Linked DNA regions of Homo sapiens: regions 1 and 2 are each linked to region 3. Evidence: chromatin loops called from intact Hi-C (ENCODE). Cell type or tissue: heart right ventricle. All regions are shown on one strand. Region 1 has its middle 180 kb from the start of GRB10. Region 2 has its middle 170 kb from the start of GRB10. Region 3 overlaps COBL (cordon-bleu WH2 repeat protein).

The links. Peaks named below come from ENCODE experiments on the same cell type or tissue, not always from the same donor. Only the 100,000 strongest peaks of a DNase experiment are listed, where the experiment ranks them.
Region 1: a loop joins it to region 3, with 3 times the contacts of the local background. A loop is called at or near these places in 8 of 110 quality-filtered maps.
Region 2: a loop joins it to region 3, with 2.1 times the contacts of the local background. A loop is called at or near these places in 8 of 110 quality-filtered maps.

What each region holds. Positions count from the first base shown.
Region 1 is chr7:50,958,834-50,966,833 of GRCh38, reverse strand. No RefSeq gene overlaps it. Among named protein-coding and RNA genes, the nearest start is that of GRB10, 180 kb to the right of the region's middle. RefSeq lists an enhancer at 3,201-3,716. In heart right ventricle, no CTCF peak of the experiment used is centred here; a DNase peak (open chromatin) is centred at 3,683.
Region 2 is chr7:50,949,757-50,957,756 of GRCh38, reverse strand. No RefSeq gene overlaps it. Among named protein-coding and RNA genes, the nearest start is that of GRB10, 170 kb to the right of the region's middle. In heart right ventricle, no CTCF peak of the experiment used is centred here; DNase peaks (open chromatin) are centred at 3,755, 4,122 and 4,393; H3K27ac peaks cover 2,178 bases.
Region 3 is chr7:51,117,398-51,125,397 of GRCh38, reverse strand. The region is part of intron 6 of COBL (cordon-bleu WH2 repeat protein); the gene reads left to right. Among named protein-coding and RNA genes, the nearest start is that of COBL, 200 kb to the left of the region's middle. In heart right ventricle, a CTCF peak has its summit at 3,103; a DNase peak (open chromatin) is centred at 3,048; H3K27ac peaks cover 4,611 bases.

The sequences.
Region 1 (8,000 bases), 160 kb after region 3:
AACCCTTTCTTAATTGGAAATGACCTAGATATTAAATGAGTGTTAAAAATAACTTTAAGATTTTAATTTACACAAAAAGTTTACCTAAAACATTTATCCCATTCACTGTACTTAAATTTTTACTTTTAAGGAGATACATGAGACATCAATTAACATATGTAAAATGAGCATTGGTTTTGTCCGGGACAACTCAAAGTGAGGAGGGGACTTGGGGGCTTTCAGATCATAAACAGTTGCATTCTTTGGAGTTTCTGATGAGCCTTTCCAAAGGAAGTGACCAGATATGCATTTATCTCAGTGAGACTTTGAATAGAATGGGAGGCAGGCTCACCCCAAGCAGCTCCCAGCTTGAATTAACATTGACATTTTAAAATATCTAGCAAAGACAAACATAAAATTCAGACAAAACGTATGCTGACAATTCTGAAGGCATTTCTATTTTTATTCCACCAATAATCTTAAAGCTAGTTTGTTTAGTAAAGTAATACTTTAAGTCACGTGAACTTGAAAATGGCTTAGACTTAACCAAAATTTCGGGTAAAGCAGTCTCCAAGGCAGTTTGATTTTTAAAGGCCAAACCTCCCCAGACTCCAGTGGGCACTGGGCCAAACTGTACCAAAGGAGGGCATCACACGTTAACCAGGCCCCCTGCTTAGAACTGCAGCACAGAAGCCTGGGTACATGCAATGCCATTCCACTTTCCATTCAACGGTAAACTCCAGATTCCAAACAATGTTAGGGCCAAACAGCATTGCAACTATGAGAGAAAATTCTGAGGAGGGTTAAAACTAGACCTCAGAACCTCTGCCGAGAGTGTCCTCTTTGGAGTGGCTGGGATCCACAGAACCCACACAGCATCCTCCTGTGGGGTCCAATCTTAGAGTTCCAGATGTCTCTGGCCTCAGGTGGGTGCCACATGCAGGTTTTCCTCTCCAGAGCCTACTATGAGCTTTATAGGAATAGCCATGAACTGTAATGAGAAGGACTGGATGCCGGGTGGGCCTTTTTGTTCCTCAGCCAGTTGAATATGATAAGTAAAGAATTTAGCATAAGAAAAGTTTATGTCCCCTGAAACACATGTGAGTTTGCCCTGAGCTGTGGTGCATGTAGGGATCAGGGACCACACTTGGAAAAGATAAAAAAACTTTTTAATGATTGCCATTCTAACTGGTGTGAGATGGTATCTCATTGTGGTTTTGATTTGCATTTCTCTGATGGCCAGTGATGGTGAGCATTTTTTCATGTGTTTTTTGGCTGCATAAATGTCTTCTTTTGAGAAGCGTCTGTTCATGTCCTTCGCCCACTTTTTGATAGGGTTGTTTGTTTTTTTCTTGTAAATTTGTTTGAGTTCATTGTAGATTCTGGATATTAGCCCTTTGTCAGATGAGTAGGTTGCAAAAATTTTCTCCCATTTTGTAGGTTGCCTGTTCACTCTGATGGTAGTTTCTTTTGCTGTGCAGAAGCTCTTTAGTTTAATTAGATCCTATTTGTCAATTTTGGCTTTTGTTGCCATTACTTTTGGTGTTTTAGACATGAAGTCCTTGCCCATGCCTATACTATGCAGCCATAAAAAATGATGAGCTCTTGTCCTTTGTAGGGACATGGATGAAATTGGAAATCATCATTCTCAGTAAACTATCGCAAGAACAAAAAACCAAAACCACATATTCTCACTCATAGGTGGGAATTGAACAATGAGAACACATGGACACAGGAAGGGGAACATCACACTCTGGGGACTGTTGTGCGGTGGGGGGAGGGGGAAGGGATAGCTTTAGGAGATATACCTAATGCTAAATGACGAGTTAATGGGTGCAGCACACCAGCATGGCACATGTATACAGATGTAACTAACCCGCACATTGTGCACATGTACCCTAAAACTTAAAGTATAATAATAATAAAATAAAAATAAAGAAAGAAAGAAAGAAAGAAATAACAAAAAAAGAAAAGATAAAAAAACAACTCCTTCCCACTTGGGGCAGGGCAATTATACCCATTCATTCTTAGGCCTTCAGGCAGTACTAGGGAGTGACCCCAGCCGATTGCCCTCAATTTCCAAGGAGCCAGTAGGCAACAGCCTCTGAAAGACTGAAAAAGAAAGTGGGATGGGAGTGGGGGGCGGGAAGGTGGAAATGAAAAAGACCAAGGTTCCTTAAGCTAATGAAGAGGTGGCGGTCAGCCTTCTCCACATGGAAACCCCTTAGTTTCACTGGCCATGGCCAGAAACCTGCAGTTGCTTCCATGTTTACCTGCTTCCCACCAAGGGTCCCAAGTTGGAAAGGAAAAGAGAGAGGGAGAGAGAGAGAGAGAGCCCCTGAATGGAGCAGAAAGGAAAGGGAGAAAAATGAATCCCAAACTTTGGGCTTATCTCTTCCTTCTGGCTGGCTCGCCAAAATATGTTAATGGTGGAAGGTGTCTAGGCTCTTGACGTCCTCAACAAAGAGTTGGACAAAATGCACAAAGCAAGGAGGGAAGGGTTTTATTGAAAATGAAAGCACACTCCACAATGTGGGAGCGGGCCTGAGCATAGGGGATCAAAGGCCCTGTTACAGAGGTTTTTTGAGTTTAAATATCCACTAGAGGATTACATTGGTGACTTGGTGTACACCCCATGTAAAGGGAGAGGATGAAATAAAGTTACAAAGTCATTTATAGTGTATGCCCTATGGAGAGGATATTTCCTGTTATAGCTCAAGTGTGAACTAGCCTCATATTCTCTGCCTCCAGACCCTATTTTCCTGCCTCGTTAGGACAGCTATGTTATTGTGGCTAGGCCAGAAGTTCCTGCTCATCCCTCACTGTGGTGTAAATGCTACAACATCCTTCCCACTTCACAGATGAGCAAAGGCAGTCTCAGAGACATTGAGAGACATGCCTGGGTTCACACTGTAAAGTTTTTGCAACGCAATAGCTTAAACATTAAAAATATTGATTTAACACGTTACCATTTTTTATGTCAGCAATAAGGGAGATTTGCATAAAGGAGTCAGATGTTCCTTGTACTAGTTTTCTGTTTGTAATTTTTGTAGCTTTGACATTATCTCCAAATTAAAGTTTACAGAAAAAGTGATCATGTTTTGACTCCCACTAAAGCCAGCCCTCGGGCTCCATGCTTTTCATGCATTGTCTGCAATTCTCCTATGGCTTGCACGTGGACATCAGTCCACTCCACAGATGGGGAAACTGAGGCTTGGTGTAGGTGGGCAACCTGCCACAGGTCCTGATGGAACTGGTTAGGCGTCTGCACCCAGGTGCCTGTGCCTCCCAAGCCCATATTCTTTCCATCCCCTTGAGTGGCCTCTGTAGTCAGTCTTCAAAGACCTGTCCTTTAGGGTTTAAATAAAGTGTTCACAATTTGGGACTCAGTTGTCCTGTGTCCCCAGATTTGGAAACCTCTCCCTGTTTGGTGCCTTCCACCCTTCAGAAGTCAGCTCAGCCTCTCTCTTCAGAAACAAGATCTGAAGTCCTCATTATCCAGCAAAGATGAGGAGGAGGAGGAGGAGGAGGAGGAGGGGGAGGGCCAAGAGGAGGTCTCAGTGGCTTCACTGATGACAAAGAGGCAGCTGGAGGCTCCCTGAAGAGACCAAAGCCCAGGAGCAAAGGCTGGAAACCTTCCAGAAGCGGAACCAGAGCCAACAATAGAGGAGCAGCAATTAAAACTCCACTGGCCTGGGCCCAAGGGGCGGCACCTCCCAGTGCCTTGTGCCTGCCTGGGGAGGTCCTGCCTGCGGAGATGACTCAGCACAGCCCAGGGGCAGGCCTGCAGCGACCTGTGGGGCAAAACCCAGAGCAGAGGTGGGGCCATTCAGCACCACTTTCCCACCCAGCTGAGAGCTGGCAGACCACACCAGGCACCACCACCAGGCTTCCTGCAGGGCAATGCAGGCACCAAGAGAAGAACCCCAGCGGTGGACACATCTCACTCATTTTAAAGCTCTAAACAGAAGTCGTTGTTTAATCTCCCATTGAAGTTGGATTATCTCTGCTTCTGCTAATAAAAGCTGTCATTTATGGAGCACTTACACCAGCAACATTTTATCAAAGGGAATATGATGTTCCTCATGTTGAAGGTGAGGCTCGGGTCATTTAAATAATTTTCTCAAATCATGTGGCTAAGAGGAACAGAAACTATTGCTTACACAAAAATCTCCTTTATACCAAATCTCATGCTTTTGACCAGTGGTCAGACTGCTGGTGTTGGTCTTCACATGTGCTGCAGCCTACATGGTCGGGCGTCCAGCCCTCCCATGGGTCGAGTCCTCATTCTAATCTATCCCTTAGGGGCTGTGCACTCATCTGGCCACTCTGGTCCTCTTGAAAGGCTTTGCTGGTTGACTCACACTCCGCGGGTTTCCTCCTGAACGGCACACATTTTGGCGGCTCCCCTCCCCTCCTCACCCTCTGGGTGCTGGATGCCCAGGGCTCCCTCCCAGCCTTCCTTCCATCCCGGCCCTCACTCCCTGCCTTGGTGTTCTGGCTCACTTGTACCCATAGCTCTATGGACCCTCTCCCCCAGCCTCTCAGCCTCCCTCTCCAGTCTGGACTCAAGATTGGAATCTCTGCCAGGACATCTTGTAACATCTCAGACCTCTTTTTTTTTTTTTTTTTTTTGAGAGTCTCACTCTGTTGTGTAGGCTGGAGTGCGGTGGCATGATCTCAACTCACTGCAACCTCTGCCTCCCAGGTTCAAGAGATTCTCCTGTCTCAGTCTCCTGAGTAGCTGGGACTACAGGTGTGCACCACCACACCCAGCTAATTTATTTATTTATGTTTTGTATTTTTAGTAGAGATGGGGTTTCACCACATTGGCCAGGCTGGTCTTGAACTTCTGGCTTCAAGTGTTCTCCACCTGCCTCAGCCTCCCAAAGTGCTGGGATTACAGGCGTGAGCTGCCACACCCAGCCTCTGACCTCTTATACTATCTCAGACCTCATGTGCCCAGGCCAGAAGTCTCCACTTTCTCCCCCACACCTGTTTTTATGCCAGTATTTCCCATTGCAGTTAACAGCGTCAACTTTACTCAGATGCCCAAGCCCCAACCTAGGACACACCCTTAATTTCTACTTTTTCTTCACCTGCCTCCTCCAGCCAGGGAACCAGAAAGCTGTTGGGCCTCTGTCTTCCAAACATACCCCAACTCTATCCACTTATCCCACGGGTTTTCCACCACCTGGTCAGGCTCCAGCCGTGCAGCCAGGACCCCTTGCCTCAGTTTCCCACCTGGACCCCCTTGTCGCCTATGAGCCTTTCTCTATAGGGCACTGGCATGTGGCTCTGTGAAATGCGCTCCCCGGTCCTCCCCTCCCATGGTTTCCACCCTCTGAGGAACATCCAGACGCTTACGTTTACCCCAGGACCCTGACGAGTCTGCCTCCTCCTCCTGCCCTGAGCCATATCCTTCCCAATCTCCCAGGGCGCCTTCTGCTGCTGCCTTTGTTGCCTTCCTGGAAACTTTGAAATATTTCTCAAGCTGGGATCCCTGGATGAGCAGCATCAGCATCCCCTGGGACCTTGCTAGAAATGCAAATTCTCGGATCTCAACCCAGACCTACTGCCTCAGAAGTTCTGGGGATGTGCCTGGCAACGCGCATTTAACAATGTTAAGTAGACTCAATTGTGTCCTCCAAAATTCATACGTTGAAGCCCTAAGCCCAGTGTGACTGTGTTGGAGATAGGCCTTTAAAGAGGTAATTAAGGTTAAATGATGTCATTAGGGCGGGTCCTAATCTGGTAGCACCTGTGTCCTTTTAAAGAGAGGAGGACACAGACACACACGGCGGAAAGTCCATGTAAGGACGCAGGGAGAAGACGGCTGTCTGCAAGCCAAGGAGAGAGGCCTCAGGAGAAACCCCCTTGCCCACACCTTGATCTTGGACTTCCAGCCTCCAGGACCATGAGAGAATGCATTCCTGTTGTTTCAGCCCACCAGTCTGTGTCTTTGTCACAGTGGCCTGAACAGGCTAAGATGGGGTGGGTCTGGGAAGCTCCGCCCTAGCATGCCAAGCTGGGTCCTGCCTGGGCATCTTCACCGGAGCTTTGCCTCTGCTGGACGCAGCTGCTTCCACTCTCCTACAGCTGGCTTCTTCACTGCAGAGAGGCCTGCAATGGGATGTTGTTCTCTTGAAGGACCCCTCCCTGATGTCTAAGGACAGTGGCCCTGCCACAGCCCTGCTCAGTCCCCCACCTTCCCCTGCTTTCCAGCGATCGCCCTGTGTCCCCTCCAGCAGACAGTCTATCACTATGAATCCTCTTGCTTCTTTGTGGCTGTTTGCCCTGTGTATCCTGCACACTATGACATGAAATACTTAAAAGCAGGATTCTCATTTCTTGTTCAACATTTAATTTCCAGCACCAAAGATAGTTCCTTCAATAGACAGTAAGTGCTCGATAGTTGGTGAATGGAAAGGAAACCTCCCTCTTGATATAACAGAGATGGGAAAGGTCAGGGAGGCCTGGGAGTACATTTTGAATGGCTTCTAGCCTTGGATGCCCAGATACCACACATACATTCAAGGACCCAACCTACAAGGGCAGGTACATGAACTCTGAAGCTGGACTCCTGGAATCCAGATCTGGGCTCAGCCACTGACCAGTCTCATGTTATGTGACCTCAGTTATGTGACCTCAACTCTCTAATAATAGGAAATGGTTCTATTGCTGTTACCATGATGATGATGATTGAAGCACAGAAAGAAAAGCCAAATGCCATGAATTCTTGTTCCTCTGAATGTCTGAGCAAGTGAGGATCAGAGGAGGACTGTGGAGGGAACCACTCCTTTAATAAAAATTCTGTGGCCCTTCCTCTGAAAGCCACTCCAGACCCCACCGAGTCCTGGCTGTCACGCTGCACAGCACAGGGGCCAGCATCCACACTGCACCTGTGTGGCCCTCCTTGGGCGTACAGACCACCTACCAGACCCCCAACTTGCAGCACTGAGTCCCAGGACCATGGAGACTGGGAGCCTCTTCTGCATGCAAGGACGGGCTTAGTGTTGATGAGCCTGGGGAAACATCTTTGCTGTCAAGTCTTCCATTTCTGCAGAAGGGATTCAGCCATGAAAACTTGACAGGAAAATCATGACTTCCAAATTACATATGCAAATTCCTTTCCTTTCTAGATGTTGATGTCTCTCCAAATCTCTCGCGGTTCATGCATTGGATACCTTGCCTGACCCAGCAGGCTGCAGGATGAGGAGCACAGTGAGGAGCTGGGGTCTCACTCCCACAGGTGGGCCCCAGAAGCACAGAGCAGGGGCAGGAGCAGACTGGATGATGGATGGCACAGGGTCCCTCCGGGATCAGAGGTTTCTTTTTGGCCTGGCAGCAGAGGTGGTTATCCCAAGACTAGCTCATGTCTTGTTGTGGCACCCACTTCTACATTCTGGAGAATTCAAGGTGAGAATACACATGTAGTGAGAATATGTGAATTACTGATTTTTTAACTTCTATGAACTTTTTGGCTCCAGGCTGCTTACTGACTGCTTTATATTGCTGTAATCTTTAGTATTTCTGGCTGGATTTTGTCATTTTAAAATATGAGATGATAAACCACTACAATTGATTTTGGTTTTGATTAAATTTGGAGTAATATGGTCCTATCAGTGAGGATTAAATTTGGACTGTAGGCTGGCATAAAACTCAGCCAACTGCTATTTGTGGGAGAGTAACAAAAAGTATTTCTCCCCTTAGTAAGAGACTTCTATGGCTAAAGCATCGCCTACATACTCTTGTTCATCCCACACCTGACCACCCCCTGAAAATACATCTTCTTAGCTAAATATGGCCTCCTGGATGAACTGTTTATGGACAGGCTCACTGATGGATGCATGGATGGATGGATGGGTGGATGGAGATTTTAGAGGATAATTCTATTAGGGGATAAATTCACACATGAGCTGCAAAAGTCAGATAAGATTCAAAGTGTTCTGAGTTCTTGTGAAGTGAGACTTTTCCCACTAAAAGTGCATTTGAAGAATGAGCAGAATTTGCAGAGCAAC
Region 2 (8,000 bases), 170 kb after region 3:
GATGAGTAAAAAGAAATTGCATACATCTACTCAGAGTCCCAGCAGGAAAGGAGAGGAAATGAGGCTGAACAAATATTTAAAGAGGTAATGGCTGAGACGTTTCCTGAGCCACTGAAAGGCATTGTCTTAGCCCGGTAGGGCTGCCATAACAAATTATCACAAGCTTGGTGGCTTAAAACAACAGAAATGTCTTATCTCACATTTCTGGGGGCTGAAGTCCACACTCGAGGGGCCAGCAGGTCTGCACTCCTCTGAAGGCTCTAGGGAAGAACCCTTCCGGGCCTCTTCCAGCTTCTGATGGCTCCTGGTAATTCCTTTTCTTTTCGGTTCCTTCTCAGATCTGAGTCTTTCCTCCTACATTTTACTTTAAGCACCAAGGAGAAACCAGGACATGACTTCAACACTTTGCTTGGAAATCTCCTAAGTCCATGTTCATCAGCAACAAGCTTTACTTTCCATAAAAAGTTGAGGGCTCACCGAAAGATGATCTCATCTTAATTAATTACAGCTGCAAAGACCCTGTTTTCAAATAAGGTCATGAACTCTGAAGTTCCAGGCGGACTCGTATTTTGGTGGGGGAACACCATTCTACCCAGCATAGACATTAATCCACCCATTTCAGAAGCCTAGTGCATCCCTAGAAGGAAAATTAAGGAAGTCCACACCTAGAAAAATCACAGTGCAACTGCACAAGGCCAAAGATAGAGTGTCTCAGAAGCCGTAAGAGAAAGAGGTCAGAAGTCATCAAGTGAAGTGTGAAGTTTTTGCAGACATGTCAAGCATGATTGAAAATACCCAATTATAGAATGTACCAAGTTTTTCACTGCTTGAGGTGAAAAAAATGCTTTGAGGTTGGGAGAGCAGAAAGGAGGGTGGCTCTGACCCTGTGAATCCTCAGACAAATTGGAAGTCCTTTGTCTCCTTATTTGTAAAGTACAGCATTGGGCAAAATCGTCTCACATTACCTAAAGCTAAAAGCCCTACCATCACTCCTAGAATGACTGTTGTGCAACTTCACTTTTGGCAGGTGCGATAGGGATGAGGAGTGTGGCGTACTGTTCCCTCTCACGCGACAAGAGGACATGCTGAAATGTGCATGGTCAAGGTTTAAAAATACTAAGAAAGACAGTCTCACAAGGTGCACCTGTGTGTGCCCTTGTGTTGTCTTCATGTAAGTCGGGGCGTGTACTCTTTCATGGGTTCCAGACTCCTTGACTATAGTGACCCTTTGTTGGTATTTTCTCTCTCTGGCTTCTGATCTCCTCTGATCTTCCTCCAGAGGGAGGTTTGCTACCTCCTGTGGTATTGGACACAGTAGTATTTCATACATTGAAAGCTAGGGCAGAGGAGTGTTTCCGCCTTCTCCATCACCCACTTCCAGGGCACGGACGCCTGCCCCAGGTCAGCTGGATGGACACCTCCCGACCTGCCACCCCACAGGGCTCCGAAGCCAGAACAGCGGGAGGAGGGGCATCTCGCAGCAATGGGAGCAGCCTCCTACCTCTGTTCTGCCTGCTGCTCCACCCCCAGCACCCCTGTAGCCCCCAGCAGTACACCCTTCCCCTCCCTCTGCGTCCTGTCTTGTAGTACAAGATAGATGGCTGCTCCTGCTCTCAGACCCCAGGACAATTTCCATTCCCACCTTCTCTCTGAGACTGGCTCTCCCATGAGTGTCCTCACACCCACTCCTTTTCTGCCCTGAGGTTTGCCACTACATCCTGCAACCAGGAATCTCACCAAGATGGCACTTCTGCAAGGTCAGACCTGGTGCCTGGCAGCGAGGCCCCACCGGAAGGGCAGTTGCCATACAAAGGGACCCTTCTGGGAAAAAACTCTCTTTAGCCTGCTGATGTAGTTTGAATATATGTCCCCACCAAATCTCATATCAAAATGTAACACCGAGTGTCAGAGATGGGGCCTGGCCAGAGATGTTTGGCTCATAGGGGTGGACCCCCCATTGCTTTGTGCTGTCCTCATGGTAGTGAGTCCTCAGGAGATCTGGTTAAGTGTGTGGCATCTCCCCACTCGCTCTCTCTCTCTTGCTCCTGCTCTGCCATGTGAGGTGCCTGCTCCCCCTTCACCTTCTGCCGTGAGTAAATTCTCCCTGAGGCCTCCCCAGAAGCTGAGCAGATGTCCCTGCTGTGCTTTCTGTACAGCCTGCAGAATCATCAGCCAATGAAGCCTCTTATCTTTATAAATTACCTAGACTCAGGTATTTCTTTCTTTCTTTTTTTTTTTGAGATGGAGTTTCACTCCTGTCACCCAGGCCAGAGTGCAATGGTGCGATCTCGGCTCACTGCAAACTTCGCCTCCCAGGTTCAAGCGATTCTCTTGCCTCAGCCTCCTGAGTAGCTGGGATTACAGATGCCCGCCAACATGCCCAGCTAATTTTTGTATTTTTAGTAGAGATGGGGTTTCATCAAGTTGGCCAGTTTGGTCTCGAACTCCTGACCTCAGGTGATCCGCCCGCCTCAGCCTCTCAAAGTGCTGGGATTACGTGAACTATAATTGAGGTATATACACCACATACAAACACCACTAGTTAGATCTTCTTGCTGCTCCCCTTTTCCTACTGAAAATCGTTCTTCTGCAACACTTTGCAGCGCTCACTGTTCCAGCCTCAGCCCTGCCCTCTTGCATGGGCCTCACAGGGCTGGGCAGAGGAACCTGGGATCAGGGATCCCCCTGGACTCGATGCAGATGTCTGCCCATCGGGTGCACTGAGAGAGCCTGGAACAAGCTGGTTCATCTGCCCGGCCTTCTTAGCAAGTTGTTCAGGCACTTGTGACATAGGCAGAAGCAGAGTCATAGAAGTTCCTGTTTCCCCTGGAGCTGGGCATGAGTCCCAATGGGGCCATTTGGTCTTCCTGTTGCATCCTTGTCCTGTCCCTGGGCCAGACTTCCTCCTCCTGTGACCATTGGACAGATCCTCACAGAGAAGCTTCGGGGGCAGTCTTATTCTCAGAATTGGGGATTTGCTGCTATCGAATACCTCCAGCCATGCAAATACTAATACTTGTATGATCACCAATACTAACAGTAGAGCTCACTCACACGCAGGCACGGGCTAAGGGTAAAAATTAGACTCAGCTCTATCACTGTTAACTCTCCCAATAACCCTGTGCAATAGGCACTATTAGTACAGTTTGCATTCTGTAAATGAGGAAAGGGAGACTCAGAAAGGTCAGGCAACATCCCCTAGGTTGCCCCAGCCAGTGCGTGGGGAGCTCCAAGTGCCTGCCTCCGAGGCCTGGGTCTTTACTGCTCAAGCATGGCTCCCACACAGCCTCCCTTCTCCCCTGAAGCCACCTGTGGCATTCACCAGATGGGTATGAACCAACCATCAGTACTCACAGGAGGTGCTGCAGACGTTTTAAGACTGAAACGTGTTTTCTATTGCACCTGTTTCTTTCCATTAAGAAAGGAAAAAATCAGTTTTCTACCTAATCTCAAACTACAAATCACTAAGACACTGGTCAAAGGGAATGGCCCAGATATACACCTTTAGCCCCAACATAAAACTCACTAGAAAAGTGTAAGGGAGAATTTACTTAATCATTCAGGAGTTGCCGTCTACATTGCAGAGCCAGGAAAAGTGAAATAAGGCACAGTGACTGGGCCCTAATTTCACTGCCTGACCCAGCCTGGTGAGTAAGAAAGGCCTGAGGGGGTTAGACTGACCTTTGTCTGTCCTGTAGCTCCATCAGTCTCACTCACAATAGGGGCAGAGACCAGTCCCTCAAGCCACTGAAACCAGCTTCCTGACCTACGTGAGTCACCCCTCTCTCTCTGGGTGCTCATTCAGTCTAGCTTTGCAGCACACAAAGGAAGCTGAGGAAAAGACTCAGGAAGTCTTCATAGCACTTTCAGCCAAGCTCTTTCCCACATCTGTGCCATCGATTAGGGGACTGGAGGACAATAATGTAGGTTTATTCCTGATTTTTAAAAGATCATTGAGTTCAATACTCAATTCTTTCCTCCAGCCCTTAAAGGAGCTGGGGTGTCCCCCTTGTTTATTGGCCTCCAAAGCACTCCAAGTGTCTTAGGAGCATGCATGGCAGGACAGAGACATATGCATGGAGCACTTCTCTCCCTCCACAGTGGAGCCCCCCACAGGTTGCAATGACCTGTGGCCATTGGTTGGCCGTGGCTGTTCTGCCATTTGCTAATCTGCCTAAACTCGCTCTTGTACTTTTCTTTTAAAGTTTTCCCTCGTGCCCTGCACCATTCTTCTCCACTGATGCAATAATTTACTGGAACGTCATGAACTAAGTGTTCCAAAAGAATTACCCAAGTGTCTGTCTGCTTTGGAAAACATTTTATTTATGTTATCTGTGTAAGGCAAGTGACAAAACTCTCCCACGCTCTGGGAGTCCAGACTGCCCCAGGTGGTGTGGAGAGACAGAGTCCGGCCAAGAAGTGCTTGGCAGAGGCAGGTGGAGAAGGACAAACCCCTGTCCATGTTACCAGCACAGGAGCCTGGGAAAAGGGAATCAGTACAAACTATGGTCATCTCAAGGTTTTCCTTCAGGCCCAAGGATGTAATCTCAAATTACTCCCCACTGCGAAAGTTTTGTTCTCATGTGTGCCTTGACTTTCCCAGTGCTTTGTGGAGCACAAAATAGCATGGAGAAATGTCTTTCTCAGTGCAACATGGAGCCCTGTGGCAAGCTTAAAATATCATTTCCCTCTGGGCACCACAGAGTCTCTTTTTCAAAGAAGAATTCAACCACCAGTCTGCCTTCCAGTTTGCAAAATTATTTTTTCACATGTTGCCAAGAAAGGACGCATTGCCAAGCAAGCTTGGTGGTAATTAAAATGTGATGGCACCTCTCACAGAGAAGTCCTCAAATCCTTCCCATAGAACTGTGCATGGACCAGCCCTGCTCCCCCCGGGCAGGTACCTGCTTCCACATCTACACTGCCAATGCCGGCACCCACAGCCAACTCTCAGTTTCAAAAATCAGCTCTCTAATGTGCATGTGACTTCTCATTGCTTAACAGAGCACTTTTTAAATAGTGAAAGTTTGTAGTGAGCTTGTGAGATTATCAAAATACAAACAATAGGAAACAGTGAAGGGGATGGTGAGGGCTTTATTCAGCTGGCATCTTCTCAGGCGTGTTTGGCTGCATCTACATGGGGAGTCCTTGACAGGCCTGGATTAAGTAGCAAGTAAAAGAGGTAAATGAACAATGCTGGCATCAGTTCCTGTCACACAAAAGGCTCAAGCAGGTAGTAATGTCCAAGGCATTCCAGCTTGACCCTGAGTAAGAGAGTTTCTACCTGCACTGAAACCAAATTTGCAAAAAGAAGACTTCCCATGCATTACTTCTTTAGTCCTCAGTGTCTCTACAAGCTAAGTGGTAGTCGATGTCCCCACTTAACAGATAAGGAAATATAGAGCACACAAATACTGCCTACAACCTCATGTTGAGTAAAAGGCAAAGCTGGAAGCAAACCCAGGTCTACCCAGCCCCAAAGCCTGTGTTTTTAATTGTGAAGGACACTATTTAGAGGTTACAAAGCCTTTCACTTGCAAAAAAAAAAAAAAGGACTGTTTGCCATTAGAAACAATTTTTAACTCAGGAAAATTGTTTGCTATGGTAGAAATTCTAAATATTCACATCCAGGAATAATTTCATAGTAAAGGGCAGGGTTTCATGCCAGTTCTCTTCTTAGTAGATTTTTCTAGGAAAATTAGGTAGGGGAGTCTTTGAGAAGGATGTTCTCCCTTGCTCTCCTTATCTGTGTCTGCCCTTACCAGGTGGAACTTGGCAAATTGTGAGAAGCTGTAGAAAAGTCAGAAAATTTTTTCAGAATTCGTGTCTCTTGTCAGCACAGGCATTCCTGTGACCATATTTTTCAATTAAGGATGTCTAATTAGTACTTTTTTGCATACAAAAGTATATTTATAATTTCTATCTGGTTTTAGTCATAGTTTGGATTATTATGTATATCTACAGTTACAACTCTAAGCAATTCCAAAAACTCACGTTGAAGTCTTTGTCAGATTATTCTTTTCATTTAACCAAAACTAATTTTACCAAGTTGAGTTGATTATCAGAATTTTCTATTGTGAAATTTGCCCAAGAGTTTCTAAATTTTTATTTCATACACATTTTGAGTTGGAAAGATTTTCTCTCTCTTTCCCTCTCTCCTCCCCACCTCTTCCTGTTTAATAAATTTGTCATTGTCCTTTTCTTGCCCCTTGATGGTCCCAGTCCAAGATCCCATAGCATGCTAATGGTTCAAGACTTCTGCTGGTATTGATAATGGAGAAATCTCTGATTCAAGAGCTAGATGACAAGTTTCTTGGTTATTCCCGTGTGTGTGTTTTATGTGTGTGTTCTTCATTATTAATAGGCATACAGCTTCATAAGTCAACTTTCTCAAACCTATCACATAAACCACCCCATTGTTAAATAACTATTTTAAATTGCCACTCTACTGTCCTAAAATATAATTCATCAGTAATGCAATTTACAAATAAATGTAATTAAAAAAACATGTACATGCAGCTTTATTTCTGAGTTTTCTATTCTGTTCCATTGGCTTATATGTCTGTTTTTGTACCAATACCATGCTGTTTTGGTTATTACAGTCTTACAATATAGTTTGAAGTCAGGAATTGTGATGCCCTCACTCCTGGACTTTTTTTAATGTGAGACTTTATATTATATATTCTCTCTGATTACTCACAATTGGTCTGTTTAAGTTCTTTATTTCTTCTTGGTTCAAGCTTCGTAGGTTGTATGTAACCAGACATTTATCCATTTCATCTAGGTTTTTAAATTCATTAGCAAATAATTGTTCATAACAGTCTCTAATGAGCCTTTATATTTCTGTGGTATCAGGTGTAATTGCTCCTTTTTCATTTCTAGTTTTATTTATTTGGGTATTTTCTCTTTTTTCTTGGTTATTCTAGCTAGTGATTTGTTGGTTTTATTTTTCCAAAAAAAACACAACTTTTTGTGTCATTGATCTTTTGTTTTGCTTTTAGTCTCAATTTCATTTATTTCTTCTCTGATCTGTATTATTTGTTTCCTTCTACTAATTTGGGGTTTAGTTTGTTCTTGCTTTTCTCTAGTTCCTTGAGATGTATCATTAGGTTGTTTATTTGAAATCGTTCTACTTTTGTTGATGTAGGAGTTTATTATTCTAATCTTCCCTCTTAATACTGCTTCTATTGTATCTCCAAAGTTTTGGTAAATTGTGTTTCTATTTTCATTTATAATAATTTTTAAAAATTTCTTTCTTAATTTCTTCATTGACCCATTTGGTGTTCAGGAACATGTTGTTTAAATTCCATATATTTGTACATTTTCCAAAGTACCTCTCATTGATTTCTAGTTTTAGTCCATTGCAGTCAGAAAAGACACTCAATATGATTTCAATTCTCTTAAATGTGTTGAGACTTCTTTTGTGGCCTACCATGTGGTCAATCCTGATGAAAGATAGACCACATTTTGCAGTTGTTGAATGAAATGTTTGTAATTGTCTGTTCGGTCCATTTTGTCTACAATGCAGTTTAAATCCAACGTTTCTTTGTTGACTTTCTGTCACCTGTCTGATGCTGAGAGTGGGGTGTTCAAGTCTCCAGCTCTTATTTTATTGGAGTGTATCTCTGCCTTTAGATCTAGTAATATTTGCTTTATATATCTGGGTGCACTGCTATTAGGTGCATATATATTTACAATTGTTGTAGCCTCTTGCTGAATGAATCTTGATCATAGTGCAATGACCATCTTTGTCTCTTTTTACAGTTTTTAATTTAAAGTGTTTTATTTGATGTACATACAACTACTCCTGCTTGCTATTGGCTTCTGTTTGCATGGAATATCCTTTTGCATCCCTTCACTTTTAGTCTATGTGTCTTTTCAGCTGACATTTCTTTTAGGCAGCATATAGTTGGGTAATTTTTAAAAATCCATTCATCCAGTCTATATCTTTTAAGTAAGGAATTTATCCATTTATATTCAAGGTTATTACGATAGGTGAG
Region 3 (8,000 bases):
AGTCCTGGAGGCTGGAAGTTCAAGACCAAGGTGTCAGCAAGGTTGGTTCCTCCTGAGGCTCCTCCTTGGCTTGCAGACAGCTGTCTTGCTGCCGTGGCCTTGCAGGGCCTTTGTGGTACCTGTGCATCCCAGGTGTCCCTTCCTCTTCTTATAAGTACAGTCATATTGGATTAGAGCCTACCTTAATGACCTCATTTTAATTTAGTTACTTCTTTAGAGGCCCCATCTCCAAATATAGTCACACACTGGGGATTAGGGCTTCAACACACAAATTTTGGTGGGAGAGGCCAGGCACCGTGGCTCACGCCTGTAATCCCAGCACTTTGGGAGCCTGAGGCTGATAGATCACTTAAGGTCAGGAGTTCAAGACCAGCCTGGCCAAATGGGAAAACCTTGTCTCTACTAAAAATACGAAGAAATTAGCTGGATGTGGTGGCATATGCCTGTAATCCCAGCTACTCAGGAAGCTGAGACACGAGAATCACCTGAACAGAGGTTGCAATGAGCTGAGGTCACGCCGCTGCACTCTAGCCTAGGCAATAGAGTGAGACTCTGTCAAAGAAAAAACAAAAATAAAGAAAGAAAGAAAGAAAAAAAATTGGAAACAAATTCAGATCATAACAAAGGAAAATGGGGTTCCTGTCTACAGGCAGAATAGTTTCCATGAGGAACTGAAGGGTGTGTAAGACTCAGCCCTTTGAAGGCACTCAGCACTGAATTGGAGCACTTTATGTCCCCAAAATACAGAGAACGCTTGTCTTTTGGGTAGATTACGACATAGGTGTCCAGGACAGTGGCAGCAGCCGTCGCCATGGGAAGTTCCCACTAGCAACATTAGTTTGTATGGTTCCAGTCTAATTCCCATCCCAGAGAAGCCATCAGTGTTGGAAAGGCCATCTCATTCCAGTTGGGAGCCAGAGATACACTGGGTGAGGGTGTCACTTCCAAATTCTTTCTTGGTAAGTGGCATGCAACTCATGGAAGAAGTCCAAGCAGACAGAAGTTATTCATCTCTGCTGGTCATATTTTAATTGCTAAATCAATTGGAGATTGCTAATCTCCAATTGCTAATGAATTAGATTGCTAATGAAAGGCCATTGTGCCAGACAAATTGCATGTGGAAGTACACTGGCCAGCAGGAAGACAGCAAAGGCACCGTCATCCAGTCGTCGGCCAACTGGTCCCATGATGCAGGTCCCAAGTTAAGCACAATAGCAATTAGAGAGACCCAGCAACAGTTCAGTTCTTCTTGCATCCCAGGCACTCTGCTAGGACTTTTATGCACATCATCTCATATAACTTCATCTTTACAATATCCTTATAAGGCAGGTTCTGTTATCTTCATTTTACCAATGAGGACACTGAGGTTTACAAAGGGAAAGTGAGGTCCCAGGGCTGCTACTACTGCCAGTAAGCAACAGAATATGGGCCTGTCTGATGTCTTTTCTGCATGGAGCCATCATGCATTGATGCTGATTCAATCCAAGAGAGTTGTGTAACACTTGGCAGAGGGGGGTGCAGGGTGACTGTGGCTCTGCAGCCTCTGCCTGGGGTGATGTGGGTGAGGAGGTGGCATGGTGCTGTCACATGGCGTAGCACTGCAATGAGTCACTTCAACATGATCTTGTTAGACATAGAGATTCTGAAATGAAGAAAATGTTTGACTCATTTACTCGTCATTGACAGGGAAGTCATGCATTTGCTGGTTGAGAATCAAAACTCAAAGATTTAAAAACAATTGTATGCATCTTCTTGAAGGAAAAATGTACCCCTGCTCCATCATTCACAGCCTCCTTGAATTTTTCACTGGAGTGTTTTCTTAGCACTGTCTGTTCATGGTGCTCTTTCTCAGCAGCCTGTTCTGCTTGTGCAGAAAGTCCTACTGCAGTTGAAACATCCTGGCAGAAAATGAAAGAATTGGTTCACCTCCACACATGGCCTCTTGTCAAAAAAATTAAGCAAAACTGGCAAGTTAGCGACAAGGGATACAAGGCTCTTGTTCTGTAGAACTCTGTTCCCTTGATGGAACTACTTAGTAAATGGGGTTAACTTCATCAGGCTAGCCAGCTCCAAATATACATAAACTCAAGAAGTCTGGAACCCATGTCAAATTCATGTTAAAAGGCATGAACTGCCAAGCCATTACTGTAGGCATAGCCAAATACATTGTAAATATATCTGTCAGTTTTGCTCAGATACGGATATCTGCCTGTTTTTTGAGATGCTTCCTTTTGTTTTGGCTTTACCCAACTTCCAAAAATCTGTCTGTCTGCTCATACAGTATGTTATGAGACTTTAAAAGTCTTGATAGGGACAACAAATAAAACAAGTAGGATTCTTTCAGGCCTAACTAAACTGTCTTTGAGTCTACATTTTACAAAAATAATTATGTCATTCAATTTTTTTTTTTTTTTTGAGATGGAGTCTCGCTCTGTCGCCCAGGCTGGAGTGCAGTCAGTGGTGCGATCTCAGCCTACTGCAGCCTCCTCCTCCTGGGTTCAAGCGATTCTCCTGCATCAGCCTCCTGAGTCGCTGGGATTATAGCCATGCGCCACCATGCCCTGCTAATTTTTGTGTTTGTAGTAGAGACAGGGTTTTGCCATGTTGCACAGGCTGGTCTCGAACTCCTGACCTCAGGTGATCCACCAACCTCGGCTTCCCAAAGGGCTGGGATTACAGGTGTGAGCCACTGTGCCTGGCCTGACATTTAAATGTTAAATGTGCCAGATGTAAAGCATATCTGCCATTTTAGTAAATTAACAAAACTAGCAAAGAGCTAAATAACTGAATTGATACTAATGCATTTTGTAATAAACAGCCAAGTATAGGTTGTATTTATATTCTACAATGTGGAGACGAAAAAACAACACTTATGATGGTACAAAACAACCTTTCTAAAAATACTGGGGAAATAGAAGTGCTGCAGAGATCATCTCTGGCGTCCAGCTGCCTCCTCCCATCCTGGAGATGGTGAAGATGAGGACAGCATTGTGTTCAGAGGCACAAAGGAAGCCGAGTTCCTGTCCGACACAAACATCCCTGGGAACCTGTGGCACCTCCCACTGCAGAGCCTGTGAAAACAGCCAGGCTGCAAGGATCCTCCTTGGTGGAAATAGCCGGGCAGCTAACGCCAGTGTGCAGAGAAAGGAAGCTGGAGCTATTTTAGTTGCTTAACGTCTACCTTTTGTTTGTGGATCGTTTCCTCTCTGACACTTGTGGCTAAAGAAGCAAGTGTTGTTTGAAGGAGATTAGAGTCTTAAGTATTTTTAACACTCACTAGAGTGTGACATTGTATGGGAGCTCTCTGTGATAAAATCAAAATGAAAGGTGAGCTCGCCACTCTCCTGCACGTTGACAGTTTAGCAACATGGAGGAAGTGGGAAGCTGGCTTTGTGTTAGAGAGTTATGCTGTTCAAATATCCATCATTTAAGTATGCTGTTCTTATCCTTGTACTTCGTCATACTTTGTCACTTTGGTTTTGCCTGTCAGTCACGTCAACAGTCAGTATGTTTTTCACTATGAAGGGAAACTGCTGGAAGAGTGAGTTCATTATTTCTCTCACCTTTACATTTTGCAACTTTATATGTATATTCATGATTCTGTCCAGCCACCTTGATAATCCACAATCAGAAAAGTGGGTTTTCAAATATAAATCAGGATTTTAAATTTGCAGCAGTGTAAAAAGATCCAATTCCTGTCTTTGAGGCACTGTTCAGGATTTGGAAACTGAAGCTGGGTGCAGAGCCTCCTAGGCACCATCTCGTCTTGAACTTACATTCTGAACTCAGCCTTGACTGCTCTGGGTTCATTGTGGTTAACTAACCTTCAGCTTCAAAGACATTTGATTTACTCCTCAACCAAACTTACAAAATTTTAGTATCTGCAAAGCTTTTACTTTTGTGCACCAAAGGACACAGTCAACAGATTAAAAAGGCAACCCGCAGAATGGGAGAAGATATTTGCAAATTATGTATGTGATAAGGGATGTGTTGTATGGAGAACTCCTTCAACTCAACAACAAAAAACAAACAACTCAATTAAAAAATGAGCAAAGGGCTTAAATAGACATTTCTCCAAAGAAAATATACAAGTCAGCAAGCACATGAAAAGATGCTCAGCATCACTAATCGTAAGAGAAATGCAAATCAAAACCACAATGAGATACCATCTCATACCCATTAGGATGGCTGCTATGAGAAAAAACACAAAAGAAAAGATGCGTTGGCGGGGATGTAGAGAAATTGGAACCCTTGTGCATTGTTGGTGGGAGTGTAAAATGGTGCAGCCACTGTGGAAAACAGTATGACAGGTCCTCAGAAAATCCAAAATAGAATTCCCCATAGGATCTAGCAATTTCACTTCCGGGCATATATCCAAAATAATTGAAAGCAGGGCCTCAGACAGATACCTGTACACCCATGTTCATCGCAGCATGATTCATAATAGCTGAAACATGGAGGTAACACAGGTGTCCATCGATGGATGAATAGATAAACTGTGGTTTGTTCATTTGTTTACAATGAAATATTATTCTGTAATAATACAAAAATAAATACTTAAACATTTAAAAGGAAGGAAATTTTGATACATGCATCATCATGGATGTACCTTGAAGACATCATGCTAAGTGAAACAAGCCTGTCACAAAAAGACAAATACACAAATGCCATGTGATTCCACTTAGATGAGGCACTTACAGTAGTCAGATTCATGGAGACAAAAAGTAGGATGATGGTTGCCAGGGCCTGGGGGGTGGGAATTGGGGAGTTATTGTGGGATGGGTAGAGTTTCAGTTTTACAAGATGAAAAGAGTTTTGGAGATTGGTGGCACAACAATGTGAATGTACTTAACACTACTGAACTGTACAATTAAAAGTGGTTAAGATGGTAAATTTTATAGTATGTGTATTTACCATAATTAATGATAAAATTTAAAAAATTATTTAACCACTTCCTTTAAAAGGTATAACCTTAAGTAAGATCTTTTTACTTAAATATGGTAAATATAGTTTCTCCAAATGCCTTACGTGTGTTATATTTTTGAGTAAAATATTTTCAGTGAACCTAAGAAGGTTCACTGATGCCTGAAACATTTTTAGTGGGTAAATTTATTTGACAGTGAAATAACTTATATTTTAGGCCATTTACCCTCCCTCTCCATGTATTTTCTTTCTCCTTTGTATGTTATACCATTTGACAACACTGTTTTGACCCCCTTGTTTGATCCTTGCAAGCTAGAGTTATAAAGGATTCTGTTGTTTTCTATTTTTTCTATACTACCATATTTATTATATTTACTTATTTCAATATATTAAGATTGCCAAACAGGACTGTGGCCAAAAATCTGAAAGCATGTAGCATATCTTTGCTGAGGGAGCCAACAATTAAGAACAGACATCTTGTATTTAATGAGATCTACTGGTTTAGAGGCTGTGTGGTCTGTCTCATCCTTTCACAACTTCTGTACAACTTTGGGCAAGTCACTCAAAAGGACTTGCCAATCAACTTTTCTGAGTTCTATTTCCTTAGAAGTCAAATAATATCCTTACCTATCTACTTAACTAAGGTTTTGAAGAGTTAATGTATTAATAGAATTTGTAATAGTACTTACAAAAATAGTAAAGATTTTCAAATATTTTAAGTCCTATATTGATGAATATTTTTAAGTGAATGGTTTTGTCATGGGAATAATTTGGTGAACATCTAAATAATATTTGACCCGTTGATGTGGAGGACCACACAGGCTTACTATAAAGACTTGAATTCCACAGACATTTGACCTGTATTTGTGATACAAAAATCTTGTTTTTCCTCTTAAAAACTTTACTTACTACCCAGTTTCCATATTAGAGAAGCTCGTGGTGCAGTGTCTAATTTTAGAGGAAAAGGGCCTTGAATCATGAACACAGCTTCGCTCCCTCCTCCTTTTACTTTACAAACACAGGCCCAAGGTAAATGGACTTCCCTCACAAGCCAGCTGTGAGTTTGTTTGTCAAAAATAATTTGGTTCCCTTGGTTCTTAGAGGATGATGGTTTTATAGCTGTTACTTACAAAACCAATGTTTCCCTTAGTATTGAGCTACCTCTTTATTTAAACTATTAGAAAATGTGTCGCCATATATATCACTAGGATATATATGGTAATGAGAACCTAGATTAGGTAGCCTAAATACTATGGTACCTTAGAAGAGGTAATAATATCACCAGGGAAACTTAGTTTATAACCAAACTGACAGAATCTCTGTATTTGTCAGATAATGTCCCTGTAACTTTGGTAGGTATGTTTTAACCTTTTTATGTGTCTGAATTAAACTGTGTCATTTGTAAAACTTTCCTATGTGATGTAATCTCTGGTGACTTTAATTGTATATTAGAAAATAAGATGTTTTCAAGTGACTCTGGGACTGAGGAAACTAATTTTATATTTGGGTATTTTGAGCTGCAGACATGGGTCTGACATCCCACATGGCTGCAGGAAAGCTGGACAGCATCGATTTGCAGATACTGTGCTCTGGCTGTGGATTCCTCTCTGTGGCTGGGTCCAGCCTGCTCCAGCAGTGTAGAGCGTAGTTTGCTTGTTGAATGTAGGAGGGATATTTGGAGGACATAGGCTTTGCCTGGATTTGAATCCATCCCAGACTCCACCAACACTAACCTATACAACCTTGGGGAAGTTATTGAACCTCCAAGGGCCCCAGATTATAGAAGCGTAAAACATACTTTTGGTCTTCGTGACCAACACACCCTAATGTGACACCCCTCCCCCTCTCCCCCCCAGTGATTCACATCCTTGTATGAGCCCTTCTCCTTGAGTGAATTGGAATTTGGAACTTGCTTCTAACTTACAAGATATGGCAAAGATGATGGGATGTCACTCCCTGTGATTATAAAAGATTGTGAAATGCAGGTGGCCCCTAGGATGCGAGGATTGTCTCTGCTTAACAGTCAGTAAAAGGCCAAGTCTCTCAGTCTTGAACCCGCCAGAGAAGCAATTTTCAACAACCCCACTGAGCCTTCCCAATCAAACCTCCAGATAGAAACACAGCCTGCTGACACCTTGATTGCAGCCTTGTGAGACCCTGAGCAGAGGACCCGGCTAAGCCATGCTTGGACTCCCAACCGCTGGAAACTGAGATAACAAATGTGTGTGTTTGTGTTTAAACTACCAAGCTAATGGTAATGTGATATGCAGCAACAGAAAATTAATACAGTAGTCAATAGATTATATGTAAACTCAGGAAAGTAACTTGTGGTGCCCATTTGTTCTAGCCTAATTCAGAACTATGTGGCCAGAATTCAGGACAGCCACCGCCCTCTGGAAAGTGAGGAAAGAATACTAGAAAGGAGAAAGCCAGAGAGGGACAGCCATAAATTCTGTGGATAAATTCTGGCTAAATCTCTGGCTCAGCCTTGAACCATGCATGAAAAGGACAGATACCAAGCAGCCTGGCTAAGAACTAAAGAGCTGAACTGAGATTTGATTGCTGCTCAAGAAACAGGACTTAAAGTGAATCCAGTCAGCTTATTATTGCCCGTGAAGACAAAGTAATTTACAGTCTCCTGAGGAATATGAGGGAATCTAGAACCTCCTAAGCATAACACTCAACAATGTCCAGGATGCAGGCCAAAATTATTTAACATATGAAGAACCAGGAAAATGCGACCTATTCGAAAATGTGAAAAAGATAGTCAATAGAAACCAATCTGTAGATGACTGAGATGTTGGAATTAGCAGATAAGAATTTTACGACTGCTTGTAACTGTGGTAACAACATAATGGGAAATATGCTCATAATGAATGAAAAAAAGAAAAAATCTCATATGGTTAATAAGAACTATAAATAAGAACCAAGTAGAAATTCTAGAATGGAAGAACACAATAGCCAATATAAAAATTTCACTGATGGGCCCAACAACAGAATGAAGGTAACAAAAGAAAAAGGCAGTGAAGTTGAAAATAAATCAATTTGAAATATCCAGTTTCAAGAAGAAGAGAAAA